4 separate regions of the Homo sapiens genome follow, and all the other regions are linked to region 3. Evidence: chromatin contacts called from ENCODE Hi-C or POLR2A ChIA-PET data. All regions are on one chromosome and are shown on one strand. The core of a region is the stretch at or near the end of the contact, and the rest is flanking DNA. Distances in the headings are between cores, read along the strand shown.

Evidence for each region. A loop is a pair of places that touch in the nucleus more often than their neighbours do. ChIA-PET counts read pairs that join two places held with the same protein, here RNA polymerase II (POLR2A). Pooled maps may share reads with other maps.
Region 1: a map of CD8-positive, alpha-beta T cell shows a loop between it and region 3 (39-fold over the local background). The contact joins the promoter of CSTPP1 here to the promoter of ATG13 in region 3. A Hi-C loop is called at or near these places in 2 of 168 maps with a recorded cell type or tissue (CD8-positive, alpha-beta T cell and naive thymus-derived CD4-positive, alpha-beta T cell) and 9 of 50 pooled maps. POLR2A ChIA-PET finds 5 or more read pairs at or near these places in 4 of 52 experiments (HCT116, activated CD4-positive, alpha-beta T cell and activated T-cell).
Region 2: a loop to region 3 is called in a pooled map, with 2.9 times the contacts of the local background. The contact joins the enhancer-like site here to the promoter of ATG13 in region 3. A Hi-C loop is called at or near these places in 1 of 50 pooled maps. POLR2A ChIA-PET finds 5 or more read pairs at or near these places in 4 of 52 experiments (CD8-positive, alpha-beta memory T cell, HCT116, OCI-LY7 and 1 more).
Region 4: a pooled map shows a loop between it and region 3 (3-fold over the local background). The contact joins the promoter of LRP4 here to the promoter of ATG13 in region 3. A Hi-C loop is called at or near these places in 2 of 50 pooled maps. POLR2A ChIA-PET finds 5 or more read pairs at or near these places in 3 of 52 experiments (WTC11, activated CD4-positive, alpha-beta T cell and activated T-cell).

What each region holds. Positions count from the first base shown.
Region 1 is chr11:46,935,105-46,938,146 of GRCh38, reverse strand. It overlaps CSTPP1 (centriolar satellite-associated tubulin polyglutamylase complex regulator 1), which reads right to left and starts at 1,386. Exons shown (of 9, transcript NM_024113.5): 1 at 1,296-1,386. The coding sequence starts at 1,341. RefSeq lists an enhancer at 1,319-1,528.
Region 2 is chr11:46,314,003-46,317,109 of GRCh38, reverse strand. It overlaps CREB3L1 (cAMP responsive element binding protein 3 like 1), which reads right to left. Exons shown (of 12, transcript NM_052854.4): 9 at 725-824. Among named protein-coding and RNA genes, the nearest start is that of DGKZ, 32 kb to the left of the region's middle. Within about 2 kb of position 1,842, at least 5 of the 41 ENCODE cell types and tissues checked have a DNase peak (open chromatin) inside an H3K27ac peak, as active enhancers do.
Region 3 is chr11:46,616,004-46,619,449 of GRCh38, reverse strand. It overlaps ATG13 (autophagy related 13), which reads right to left and starts at 1,897. Exons shown (of 19, transcript NM_001346311.2): 1 at 1,560-1,897. It overlaps HARBI1 (harbinger transposase derived 1), which reads left to right and starts at 2,223. Exons shown (of 3, transcript NM_173811.4): 1 at 2,223-2,326; 2 at 3,069-3,446. The coding sequence starts at 3,213. RefSeq lists a silencer at 1,637-1,931 and an enhancer at 1,911-2,090.
Region 4 is chr11:46,917,270-46,920,471 of GRCh38, reverse strand. It overlaps LRP4 (LDL receptor related protein 4), which reads left to right and starts at 1,922. Exons shown (of 38, transcript NM_002334.4): 1 at 1,922-2,144. The coding sequence starts at 2,093. RefSeq lists enhancers at 1-498, 1,193-1,697, 2,861-3,202 and silencers at 1,758-1,987, 1,998-2,177, 2,188-2,357.

The DNA of each region.
Region 1 (3,042 bases), core at 137-2,636, 320 kb before region 3:
ATCCCAACACTTTGGGAGGCCGAGGTGGGCGGATCACCTGAGGTCAGGAGTTTGAGACCAGCCTGACCAACATGGTGAAACCCCGTCTCTACTAAAAATATAAAATTAACCTGGCGTGGTGGCGCATGCCTGTAATCTCAACTACTCGGGAGGCTGAGGCAGGAGAATCGCTTGAATCCGGGAGGCAGAGGTTGCAGTGTACTCCAGCCTGGGCAACAGGAGAGAAACTCTGTCTCAAAAAACAAAACAAAACAAAACAAAACGTCTTTAAAAAAATAAAAGTCTATGAATTATTTAAAATGTGTATTGTGGCCGGGCGCGGTGGCTCACGCCTGTAATCCAAGCACTTTTGGAGGCTGAGGCGGGCAGATCACGAGGTCAGGAGATCGAGACCATCCTGGTTAACACGGTGAAACCCCGTCTCTATTAAGTATACAAAAAAGTAGCCGGGCGAGGTGGCGGGCGCCTGTAGTCCCAGCTACCCGGGAGGCGGAGCTTGCAGTGAGCCAAGATCGCGCCACTGCACTCCAGCCCGGGCGACAGAGCTAGACTCCGTCTCAAAAATAAAATAAAATAAAATGTGTATTGTGTGCATATGTGTGTGTGTGTACATATCTATGCGTGTGTGTGCCTTTTTTCATTCATTAAATGCCTTATACACTAAAGATGCTCAACAAAGTACTACATATACAGTCTTAGCTCAAGAGCCAAGTCAATATCTCAAGTTCTGTTGGAGTGGGCAAATCCGGTTCTGATCCTAGCGCTACCATTTTCTAGCTGTGTGGCCTAACTTAACGCAAGTTACCTCTTCAGCCCCAGTTTCTCCACCTGCAAAACTGGAAGAAAACACGGTAATTCCTCCTAGGGCTGTTGAGAAATTCAAATGAAGAATGATGCATGAAAAATGCTTAGCACAGTGCCTAATGAAAAAGAAAAGCTCGAAATGTTCGCTGACTGATTTGGCACTTGAGGTTCCAAGGTTATTCTTACTCCACTACCAGCATATCAATAATACCCCAACAGGGCCCCAAATCCTCAACGCCAACCTGACCCATTTGAACACAATCCACATTGCCTGAGTTCCAGCCCCTACACTTCAAACATTCTTTACTTCCCAGGTGCTTTTTTCCTTCCTGCTCGGCCTTACAGGCTCAGGCCCTGGAACCCCCGCCTCTCCGCCCCTCCCCATACCACCCGGACCCGATCCCACTCAGACCCCGCCCCCGCCTCCTCCCAGACCCTGGCCTAATTCGTCTGCACGTCTTTCCCTCCCCAAAGTTAAAGGGGGTTCCTACCCAGATACTCGTAGTCCGGTAGGGCTAGGCGCTCCGGACTCAGCATCCTTTGACCGGGGTGGCTTCAAAGCTCCAGCTCTCCGGCTTCCGGAACCCAGGTTGCCGTCTCTCTCCGTTGCCATGGCACCCACGCGGCGGAAGGGGGACGGGAGCTGGAGGAGGTGTCACACAAACAGTCTCCGTGTCGCAAAGTGGAGCTGGCCACTCAAGTTCCGGGGGCAGTCGCTTCACGATGGTCCAGGTTTCTTTGGACTCCCATTCTTGAAGACTTGGTTTTAGAGGAATCTGAGATGAAGAATTCTTTTGAATCCGTTATGTTTCCCAGTGTCGAAGAATTACTGTCAGCCGCCCATATACGCAGTTTCTGAATTTCATAACTATCCCTGCTTTTATACACTGTTTATCCTAACTCAGTAATAGCCCCCGCCCTTTGGCCCCCATAAACACTTAGTATCCCATTAGCTATTTTTATCTCTTTGGTATTTACTATCTTAAATTGCTACAAAGTGCTTACGTATGCATATACCCTGGATGCTTCTAGAGGTCAGAGATGTGTCTTTTCTGCCTATGACGGCTGGACACACAAAAGGTACTCATTAAGTCCTCTGAACTAATTGCCATTTCTTCTCAATTCTCACTCAGTCGCCCAGGCTGGAGTGCAGTAGCGTGATCTCGGTTCATTGCAACCAGCGCCTCCCGGGTTCAAGCGATTCTCCTGCCTCAGCCTCCCAAGTAGCTGGGATTACAGGCGCCCGCCACTCCGCCTGGCTAATTTTTTGTGTTTTTAGTAGAGATGGGGTTTCACCATGTTGGCGAGGCTGGTCTGCAAACTCTTGACCTCAGGTGATCCGCCGACCTCAGGTGATCCGCCTGCCTCAGGCCTCCCAAAGTGCTGGGATTACAGGCGTGAGCCACCGCGCCCAGGCTCAATTCCTTTTTATCTTTGGTTCTTCTTTCTATTCCTAGCCCTTACTATTTGGTACCTTTCCCAGGTGTCTTTCCTTTTTCCTACCAAGACATTGCTCTTCTTGAGGGAGAGGGGCTGCAGAAACGAGGACACCAGTTAGATTTTTTTCCCTATATGCCCAATTGCTCACTTCTTCTTTAAGAGAATATTCACTGGTTTTCAAGTTCCTAAATATTTCTTTTCGCCCCTCTCCACTCCTGACAACAGGTCAGAGATCTGTAGCACTAGACACAGTTCAGACATAGCAGAAAAAGCCACTCTGTCCTCACTTTTTTAGTGCCCTCCCCCTCCAACAAGGTGAGGTTTGTGAAAAAGAGACAAAGAAAACAAAATCAAGCTATCAAAGGAATGACTGGGAAACCAGTAGACCACCTACACTGGGAGGAAAAGGAAAGAGGAGGTTCTTCTCTTTGTGTTCCGAGTGGCCTATTCTTAGCGTCCTCCAGTAAGGAGCCTCAAACCTCCTAATTCTTGCTTTCCCTTAAAATTGTATATGTGTCTCAATTCTAGGCTCCTGTGAGTCACTCTAAGTTTGGATGTGGTGAGGTTAAAAGGACAGAGCCAAAGTAGGAGCAGGGCTTAGTGTCTTGAGGCAAATTTACTAATTTGGTATTTGGTGTGAAGTCCAGCAAATCTGATTTTTTTTTAATTGCCTTCTTATCTGCTTCCCCCATCTAGCTTGAGGTTATGGGAGGTTCATATGTTCCATAACTGTGGCTTTTTACTATTTTATTAATAAGGTAATACCATAGTAATTATTAAGTGATAATTTTACTTTAT
Region 2 (3,107 bases), core at 593-3,092, 300 kb after region 3:
GTGGCCAATGTGGAGTCCCCTTACGGGGTAGAGGAATCAGGAAAGGAAGGAATAGGTGCAGGTGGGGCTTGGGGCTGGGACGAGGGAGGGGGACACACCGCCACATCACGTTCTCAGCAGGATTCTGAGGAGCCTGGCTAGCGGGAGGTGCTGAGAGCCACGGAGCCCACACTACCCCTGCCCATAGCCTGGTTCTGCTGCCTGACAGCTCGAGGGTCTCGGAGGGCCGGGGCATGCTGAGCCAGGCGGCAAGAGACTGGCCATTTCCAGAAGAAGATAGAAGAGGGACTGGAAGAGGTCTGAAACACGCCCTGGGAGCCTTCCGGGTTTCCAGGGGTTTCCTCAGCCTTTTCACTGCCATCTGTTCCAGAAAGAACCATGTCCGTTCTTCCCTGAGTCTCCCCAAGCCCTTCCCTGCACAAGGCCTGTGGAAGCCGCCTCCTCAAGGAACCTGCCCAGCTGTCCCCTAGCTGGGGCCACTGGAGTCACCTACACATCTACACTGTGTTAACCAGTCGGGGACCGGTGTGAGGCAGAAGGCACCATGGGCTTGGAGAAGGAGTCTGGAGTCTGCTAGAACCAGCCCACCAGGCGCCAGGATGGTGTACCCTGGGACGCTGCCCACGATGTTACCGATCCTTAAAGCTCTGCCCAACCCTGGAAAAAGCCAGCCTTGGGAAGAACTCTCCTCCTGTGGGTCTGTGGTGGAGGGAGCCACACCTACCATGAGGCAGGTCCCAGTCTGGGTGGCGGCCATCTTGTAAGGTCTGGAGATCTTGTTGGTGACCAGAGTCTGGAGTTTCTGCAGCTGCTGGAGCAGGGTCCTGAGGAGGGCACAGCAGTCAGCTGGCAGGCTTTGACCCCGCAGGCATCTCTGCCTCCTGGAGCTCTCCTAGGGGGCTGGCTCCAGACTTGGCCTCCACGCCAGGTGCCCGTTTCAGTCAAGATAGGAAAGGTCACCTCCTGCGTGGCTCCTCTGCAGAGTGGCCTGGCGCCTGGGGCCTGCCTCATGGTGACTGGCTGGGTCACCTTGTGGAAGCTCAGGCCTGCCCTGTGATGCTCCTGGCCAAGGGGGTTGGAGGAGGGAAGGCCTGCCCCCAGCTGCACAGATGCCAGCCTTCTTTTGCTTAACCGACACCTGCCACAGTTTCACTGACCTTCCCTCCCTGGCACCCCCAGCACCCTGAGCTGATAAGAAGGAGCTGTTTGGCACAGTGCCTGGTATGTAGTGAGTGTCTAGTAAATGGTAGCTATTGTTTTTGTTAGGTTTTTTGTTTTGTTTTGTTTTGAGACAGAGTCTCGCTCTTTCACCCAGGCTGGAGTGCAGTGGTGCGTTTGCGACTCACTGCAACCTCCGCCTCCGAGGTTCAAGTGATTCTCCTGCCTTAGCCTCCTGACTAGCTGAGACTACAGGCGTGCGCCACCATGCCGGCTAATTTTTGTATTTTTAGTAGAGACGGGGTTTTGCCAGGCTTGTCTGGAACTCCTGACCTCAGGTGATCCACCCGCTTCGGCCTCCCAAAGTGTTGGGATTACAGGCATGGGCCACCGTGCCCAGCCATTTTTGCTTTATTGCTGTGTTTGCTTTTATCACGGCACTTCGTTTATTTATATATCTCCACATCAGTCTCCTTTATTAACTGTGGCCTCCCTGAGGGTGAGGACCGGGTCCCACTCAGCGTGGAATCTTCTGGGTGCATACAGAATGCGTTCAGCACAGGCTTGGTGGGCAAATGTTTAATCTCTCTCCACCCAAACGGGCACGTAGGGGTTGCAGTTCCCACAATGTACAGCAGGTGGCGAAATAACTACAAGGGCTTGGACCTACTTTGGGCCAGAAAGGAACCCCAGCCAGAGACAGAGGGGTGGGGTGGGGGGTCAGGTGGGATTCTCCAGGCCAATCAGGGAACAGAGGAGTGGCTGGATCCCGCTGGAGAAGCTGGGGGAGAAGGAAGGAAAGAAGGAAAAAGTCTTGTGTTGAGCACCTGCTGCATACCAAGGCTGTTGTCTAGGTTATTGTAATTAATCCCAGCAAATAATTATTAAAGACCTACCACAGGCTCATGGCTGGGCACTATCAGGAATTTGGAATGAAAATAATGGTGGGGTGTGGTGGCTCACGCCTGTAATTTCAGCACTTGTGGGAGGCTGAGGCAGGAGGATTACATGAAGTCAAGAGTTCAAGACCAGCCTGGCCAACATAGTGAAACCCTGTCTCTACTAAAAATACAAAAATTAGCCGGGTGTGGTGGTACACGTCTGTAATCCCAGCTATTTGGGAGGCTGAGGCATGAGAATTGCTTGAACCCAAGAGGCGGAGGTTGCAGTGAGCCGAGATTGTGCCACTGCACTCCAGCCTGGGCGACAGAGCAAGACTGTGTCTCAAAAAAAAAAAAAAAGTAAATAAAAATAAAAAAGTAAAAATAATGAAAGAAGGCCAGGTGCAGTGGATCACACCTATAATCCCAGCACTTTGGGAGCCAAAGCAGGAGGTATGCTTGAGTCCAGGAGCTGGAGACCAGCCTGGGCAACACAGCAAGACCACGTCTCTACAAAATACTTAAAATTAGCCAGGGGTGGTGGTGTGCGCCTGTGGTCCTAGCTACTTAGGAGGTTGAGGGGGGAGAATCAGGAGTTTGAGGCTGCAGTGAGCTATGATCACCCCACTACGCTCCAGCATGGGCAACAGAGTGAGACCCTATCTCAAGAAAATAAATAAATAAAAATAATGAAAGAAGAATAAAAGCTAACATGAATTGCACATTTCTAAATGCCAAGCATCAGGCTGGATCCTTTATTCGCAGGATCTTATTAATACCCTCACATCCATCCTATGAGATAATGTTTCTTTTCTTTCTTTTTTTTTTTTTTTGAGACAGAGTCTCACTCTGCCACCCAGGCTGGAGTACGGTGGCACCATCTCAGCTCACTGTAACCTCTGCCTCCCGGGTTCCAGTGATTCTTTTCCCTCAACCTCCTGAGTAGCTGGGATTACAGGCATGCACCACCACATCCGGCTAATTTTTGTATTTTTAGTAGAGATGGGGGTTTCACCATGTTGGCCAGGCTGGTCTCGAACTCTTGGCCTCAAGTGATTTGCCCGCCTC
Region 3 (3,446 bases), core at 648-3,147:
TCCCGCCACCGCACTCTAGCCTGGGCAACCAGAGTGAAACTCCGTCTCAAAAAAAAAAAAAAAAAAAAAAAAAAAAAGCAAGAAATCTACCTTCCAAGGACATTAAAAAAAAATCAGCTAATTATTTAAAATAACCTTTAAATCCCTTTAGGGACTTAAAATCCTTTTAAATATTTAAAACCCAAACTTTAGAAAGGTTTGATTCCCTCTGGGCAGCCTCCTTTGCATTCCTCCTGGCTACAGTACCTCTATTCTCTCGCAGAATATTTTCAGTTTTTATTGGTTTCCACAATTTGATAGGAAGCAATGACCAGCAACTCTATGCACTCTCCTCCACTAAGCACATGCAGGAAAAATGACGGTTTATGTAAATTCATCTTACTTAGCTCCACACCCCATGTTGGAAGTTACTTTCGAATATTCCACACCTAAAGTTCAAGTAAACTTCCTTCGAGATTAAGCTCCTGGGCCGGACTCTGTGGCTTATGCATGTAACTCCAACACTTTAGAAGGCTGAGGTGGGAGGATTCCCTGAGCCCAGGAGTTTGAGATTAAAGTTAGCTATGAAGGCGCCACTGTACTCCAGCTTGGGTAACACAGCAATACCTTATCTCTAATAATAATAATAAAAATTTTAAAATCTAAAAAACTAAAAGACTTCTCCTGAGCTGATAAATGGAGAGTTGAAAACAACAAAAAAAAAACCTCATAATTGAGCTGGAGCCACTACATGCACACATGAAAAGGACTAACAGTCATAAAACAACACACAAAATCTGGAAGCTAATTTAGTGTAAAGGAAGAGCTTGTTGTTTCTTATTATAATACATCTCCCACTAAAGGTGTCCAATAAATTCTATCACCTTAGGAGATGAGTTTTAAACTAAGTGTAATGAGAAAATAGGTAATTTTTTAAAATCTCTTTTTTCTTTTTGGCTGCGGGGTGGCCAGAGAACGAAGAAATACCAAAAGTGAAATGCTACGCTGAATTGACCAGGCTAACTGGGAACTCACTGGAAAAGTGAAAACTGGGAAGAATTAGTGATGAGCTCAAGAAGGTGCTTAGCCACTTACCCAGAGATTTATTTAATGAGAATGGATCACAGGTTTCCACAGGTCGTTCCACTGCCAGTAAGAAGACAGTCGTGAACCATGGGTCCCTTTTTTCACTAGTCAACAGTCACCCTCACCTACACGCGGAGTACATATTTGGCACTCAGCAAATCTTGATTGAATGAAAACCTACCTCACTCATATTGGCACCCAACCCCGGAGTTATGGCCCCCCAAATTACCTCCAAAACGCCTGACGACCTAACCCAAGGAGCTGAAAAAGTGGAGAGGAAAGCTCTGGGGTGGAGGGGATTCTCTGCCAAACAAGCAGGGGCCAACGGGGCCTAGACCAACTCAACTTCCCACAGAAAACTCAGGGGCCCAGGGGATTGAACCGTGGCTAATCCCTTCTACTTCCACGAAGCAGCAGCCAAGGGGCCGCAGATCCACAGCCTCCCACCCGGGGGCGCTGAGAGATCTTGGGGTATCCCCCGCAAAAGTTAGTACCTGCGAAGCTGCGGCACAAAGAGTGGTTCCGGGCTCTCATTACGGAGGCCGGGACCTGGGACCGACCAGCCGCGCCTCCTGGCTGAGGGTTCCGCGCTCCGGAGCTGCAGTGACCGTACACGTCGCCGATAGACACCTAAGGCTTCAGAAGGGTCCTGGCTCGCAGGCCCCAGACGTTTTGCTCCTAAGACTCCGCGAGTTGTCGCACCCACGTCGACTGGCGCTCTTCAGTGCTTCCCTCACTGGTTAAGCGGTCACTCCCGCCTTAAGCCCAGCAGCCGGTCGCTTCCCGGCGCCGCCATCGTTAGTGTTTGTTTTCATCCGCTTCGGTAATGGCCGGGGGGGGGGGGTGAAAGAGGGCTACGGGGGAAATCCAGATGCCTAACCTTAGTCGCACTTTCGCTACAGTACGGACGCCCTATTTATTCTTTTAGTCCTCAAAATATCCATAAAAGTTGATTTTCATTCCACGTAAGCTTTCTTCTCCAATCTTTCTAAGCTACTCAAGATAAAACAAAGACGGAAAGGCGGTGTTTGAGAGAGAGAGAGAGAGACCGTTTGGGCCGCGTGTGGAATGTGCGGAGATGAACCGCAGGTAGCCGCGGCAGCGGCAGTGAGGGCGCGGCGCGGGGCGGGCGCTGACGCGGAAGGGGCGGTGCCGCTGTTGCGCGCCGTGGCGGCCTCTGTGCAGTCGCCGGTTCCGGAGGAGGGCCCAACCCGGCTGGGTGGGTGGGAAGTGTGGCTGGTAACCTGGCAGCCGCGGAGAGGTGGGTGACGGGCCTGGGCTAACTGAGTGGCCGGCGCAATCAGACTTTGACATCCGTTTTTAGGGTGCCCTTTAAAAGTGGCAGAGTCGCTTCCCAAACCTGGTTCGGCCAGCCTCTTTTTCGCTCCCGACTTCCAATGTGTCTGGTCTTCCGTACTTCCTGGCCCTCAGGTTCACGATTTGGAGTTCTTGGAGTGAGGGAAAAGCCTTTTGTTACAGCACACAGTGTACGTCCATAAGGCTGGGTTGTGGACTTTGGTTGTTTTTTTTTTTTTTTTTTTTTTTTTTTTTTTGCCCCTTCTTTTCTTGTTAGACTGGTTTGAACACCCCAGCATCTGTCCTGTATTTGTCAGGTGAAACCAGAAGTCTTTGGATAATGAAACCCGTGACCAATTCTTACCCAAGGTGGTTATGACATATGTCAGCTGCTTCTTGGCCTATATAGTTAGAAGCCGACCTCTTTTACCTTGTGAATAATTATGTCATCACCTCCATTATTCTTTTGGTGTTCTCAATTGAAATGCCAAGCATTAAATGAGCCACAAAGATTGAATTCCCATTATCCTTGAATCAGAGCAAGCCTGTCGTGCAGCCATGAGTTAGTGGAGAAAAATCCGGAGTTGTAAGTACAGTACGTTTTGCCTCAACAAAATGGAAATTTGTAGAAAAGGAGCTGCTCCAGCCTTTGAGTCACTTTAAAGTCTTTGGTAGGTTCCTAATGTTTTTTCTTTTAACATTTACAGAGAGAAGATTATAAATGGCAGAGCCATTTAACTGTGGTTAGCTGTTGGATTCTGATACTTTCTTAAAAATACGTTCTTGCACCAACATCTTCATTGGGAACAGTTCAGAAAAAGCAAAGAGGAGAGCCAACATTCACATTTACCATGGCTATACCAATAACAGTGCTTGACTGTGACCTCTTGCTATATGGCCGTGGTCACCGGACATTGGACCGTTTTAAGCTGGATGATGTGACTGATGAATACTTGATGTCCATGTATGGGTTTCCACGGCAGTTCATTTATTACTTGGTGGAGCTCTTGGGGGCGAATCTTTCTAGGCCTACTCAGCGATCCAGGGCTATTAGCCCAGAGACACAGGTCCTTGCAGCATTGGGT
Region 4 (3,202 bases), core at 673-3,172, 300 kb before region 3:
TGACCAACATGGAGAAACTCCGTCTACGAAAAATACATTAGCCGGACGTGATGGCGCATGCCTGTAATCCCAGCTACCCTACTCGGGAGGCTGAGGCAGGAGAATCGCTTGAACCCGGGAGGCCGAGGTTGCAGTGAGCTGAGATGGCGCCATTGCACTCCAGCCTGGGCAACAAGAGTGAAACTCCGTCTCAAAAAAGAAAAAAAAAGAGCAAGTCTTCATAAGCAACATATATGAAACCCTGAGACCAACCAAACCTGCATTAGGAAATGAGAGGTGGGAAGGAGGATGCTGGGGAATCAGCCTCTACTTTTGACGTTTTTTCCTCCTTGGATTTTAGGCTGTGGTAACTGATCGAGGCCAGAAATGTTGACAGTCTTGCCTAGCCCCAAGATCATGTAAGCCTGACCTGACGCTACTGCCGCCTTCAGTCAGCAAGAAGAACTACACACCCAGAAAATGCTTCAGTAATAGTTACCATGGTGATGCTAGTTCAACCACATTGCATCTGGATAAAAATTTCAGGCAAAACGATATAGAAAACTACTGCCTAACAAGGAGTTAACACCTTACATCTTTTATGTTGTTGTTGTTGCTGTCGCAAAGTATGGTTCATGTTAGCTTTGGTAAAAGATGGTAATTTGAAGTGAAAGTACTGAAAAAAACAAGCAAGGATGAAATGTCAATGTATCCATTTAGAGAAATCTAATAACCACTTTGCACTATGCCAAATTACTTTCCCCTCAGCTAACAGGGGGCATTTGGGTCTTCCTGACTCTATTTACTGGTGAGGAAAGTGAGTTAATGAAATCCATAGATGATCCAAGCCCAAGAAATGCTGGCATATCAGCTGGGAGGGAAAAAAGCGATATACTGGGCCATCAGAAAGTTGGGCATTTGGGCAAAAGGAACAAAACAAGATTCAACCTGGAAAAATGGAAGGTGGTGAAATTAATCCGTATTATTAATATGCATTAGGGAGAGTAGACCACAAAAGGAAGGAAGACTAGAGACAAGTTTATGATTTTATGCAGTAAATCAAAAGTTAAATCTGAGGGAAGGACCTACAGACTGGGGCTGGAAGGAGGCTGAGGGCTTTGTGGGAGTGCAGCTGCCCATGAGGACTCCTTTCCTGACCCCCTCCCTTCCTTGTCAGGATCAGAAAGTCAAAGAAGGTGAAGAGGCTAACAACAGTGATTTACAAAGACAGCAAGGAGGAACTAAGTCTGTATGGGCCGAATCTGGGCCTCTGAGCTGGAGCAACAGGACCCAGACAACCATCTCAGGAAATGAGTGAATGAAAAGGGGCGGGGGGGTCGGTGAATTATTTAGCCCTAGAACAACGCTGCCTAGACCGGGGGAGGCCAGGGAGAAGAAAATCTCCGAAAAGGAATTTTGACAGTGAGAACGCCAGTTAAGATACAGCACTCCAGGCCCCCTGATGTCCCTTGTTTGATGTCAATAAAGACCCAAGAGGATTATGCATCCACAAGCCTTGCGTATTCGCAGACATCAAAAAAGTCTGGACTTGGGGCCGGTAGGCGGGGGCAGGGTCACGTCCAGGCGACTTGGGTCAGCTCAGGTGCTCGTCTGAAGCATAGAGCTGGAGTGAGCGGGGGCGAGACTTGCTGCTAGGATAATTTTTTTTTTTTAAGTTAGGGAAATTTAAGCAGTAGTAATAGCGACAGGGAGGGGGCTCTCTCTCGGGCCAGGAATGTGGGGGCGGCCTGAGGAGGAGCGGGGCCCCGCGCAGGAGGCGCCGGCGGGTGGGGTCGGGGGACCAGGGAGCCGGGGCCGAGGGCGGGAAGGGGCCGGGCCGGCGCTGGGGGCGGGCCCAGGCGCGGTGGCGGTGGCCGGGGCTGCGGCGCGGGGGGCGGGGCGGTCGGGCCCGGGACACCCCCTCCCGGTCCCCTGGCGGGGCAGCGTCGGCTCTGGCAGCACTGGAGGCGGCGGCGGCCCGAGGGCGACTTGCGGGGCGCGCAGGCCGCCGTGCACCCGGGACGCTTCCCCCTCGGGGACCCTCCGCGGGCTTCTCCGCCGCGCCGTCCGGCGGGAGCCGGCGGGACCCCGGGCGAGCGGCGCGGGCGGCACCATGAGGCGGCAGTGGGGCGCGCTGCTGCTTGGCGCCCTGCTCTGCGCACACGGTAAGCGGCGCCCGCCGGGAAAGTTTGTCCCTGGGTCCGGCCGCTGCAGGACTCGCCTCCCGGGACCTGGACGGCGCGGGCCGGGGCCTGAGACCCCTCGCCCTCGCTCCTAGCCGTGGCCCTGGGGCTGCGTGCAGGGGAGAGGACCCGGAGCGGCCCCGGCTCCAGCAGTCCGAGCGGGGGCATCAGCGGAGGCGCTTCCGCGGGTTCGGGTCTGGGCCGGGGCGCGGGTCTGGGCCGGGGCGCGGGTAAGGTCCGGGGCGTTCGTTCGCTCGCCCTCCCTCGCTGCTCTTTCAAGAGCGGGGGCTGCTTCCCTTTCAGGTTAGGTCGGGGGCTCTGTGTCCTTGGTGCGAATGAATGCGTGCGAAGAAAGGGAGGCGGGTGAGGAGGGTCGCTAAACCCATAAATTGTAAATAGCCCTCCTTCCTGGGGCTGGGGGCTCGGGCGGGTTGCGGAGAGAGGCCCCGGTAGAATCTGGTACTTGGGCACCGGGATTCCTCTACTCGGAGAACGATTCCCGGACTCCAGGTCTTGCTCCCACCAAGGGGCTCTGGGGCACTGTTTGCGGGCAGCATCTCCCCTCGGCGGTGTTTCGGGGTCCCTCTCTTGGCTGCGGCCAGTCAGCTTCCAGCCCTGGATCGTCCTAAAGGGAGGTGGTTGGAAAGGGGGCTGAGGAGGAATATAGGGAAGAAACTGCTGGAAGGCTCCCGCAGATCTGCCCTGGCTGGGGTAGGGGGGCAGGGGGCCGGTAACCCTGAACCCCAGAAGGCAGCCGCCGGGCCCTCGCGGCAGGGTCCCAGCCCTCGGGGGAGCTGGACGGCTGCAGCAGGACTCCTTGGTGCCCGTACCCCCTGTTGTGTGGGACTAGGGCTCCGATGGAATCTGCTTCTCCGCGGGCTCTTAACGACCCTGGGTGCACCCCGTGATTGAGCAGCTTTCCCTAGTTTGTGCCCAGAGATCAAAGAACTTTGATCTTTGAACCCCAGCCCTATTCACCCATCGCTATTCATCGTGGCGGGAGTTCCGAGTCTCCCCATTTGCCTCGCAGCCCCGATGAA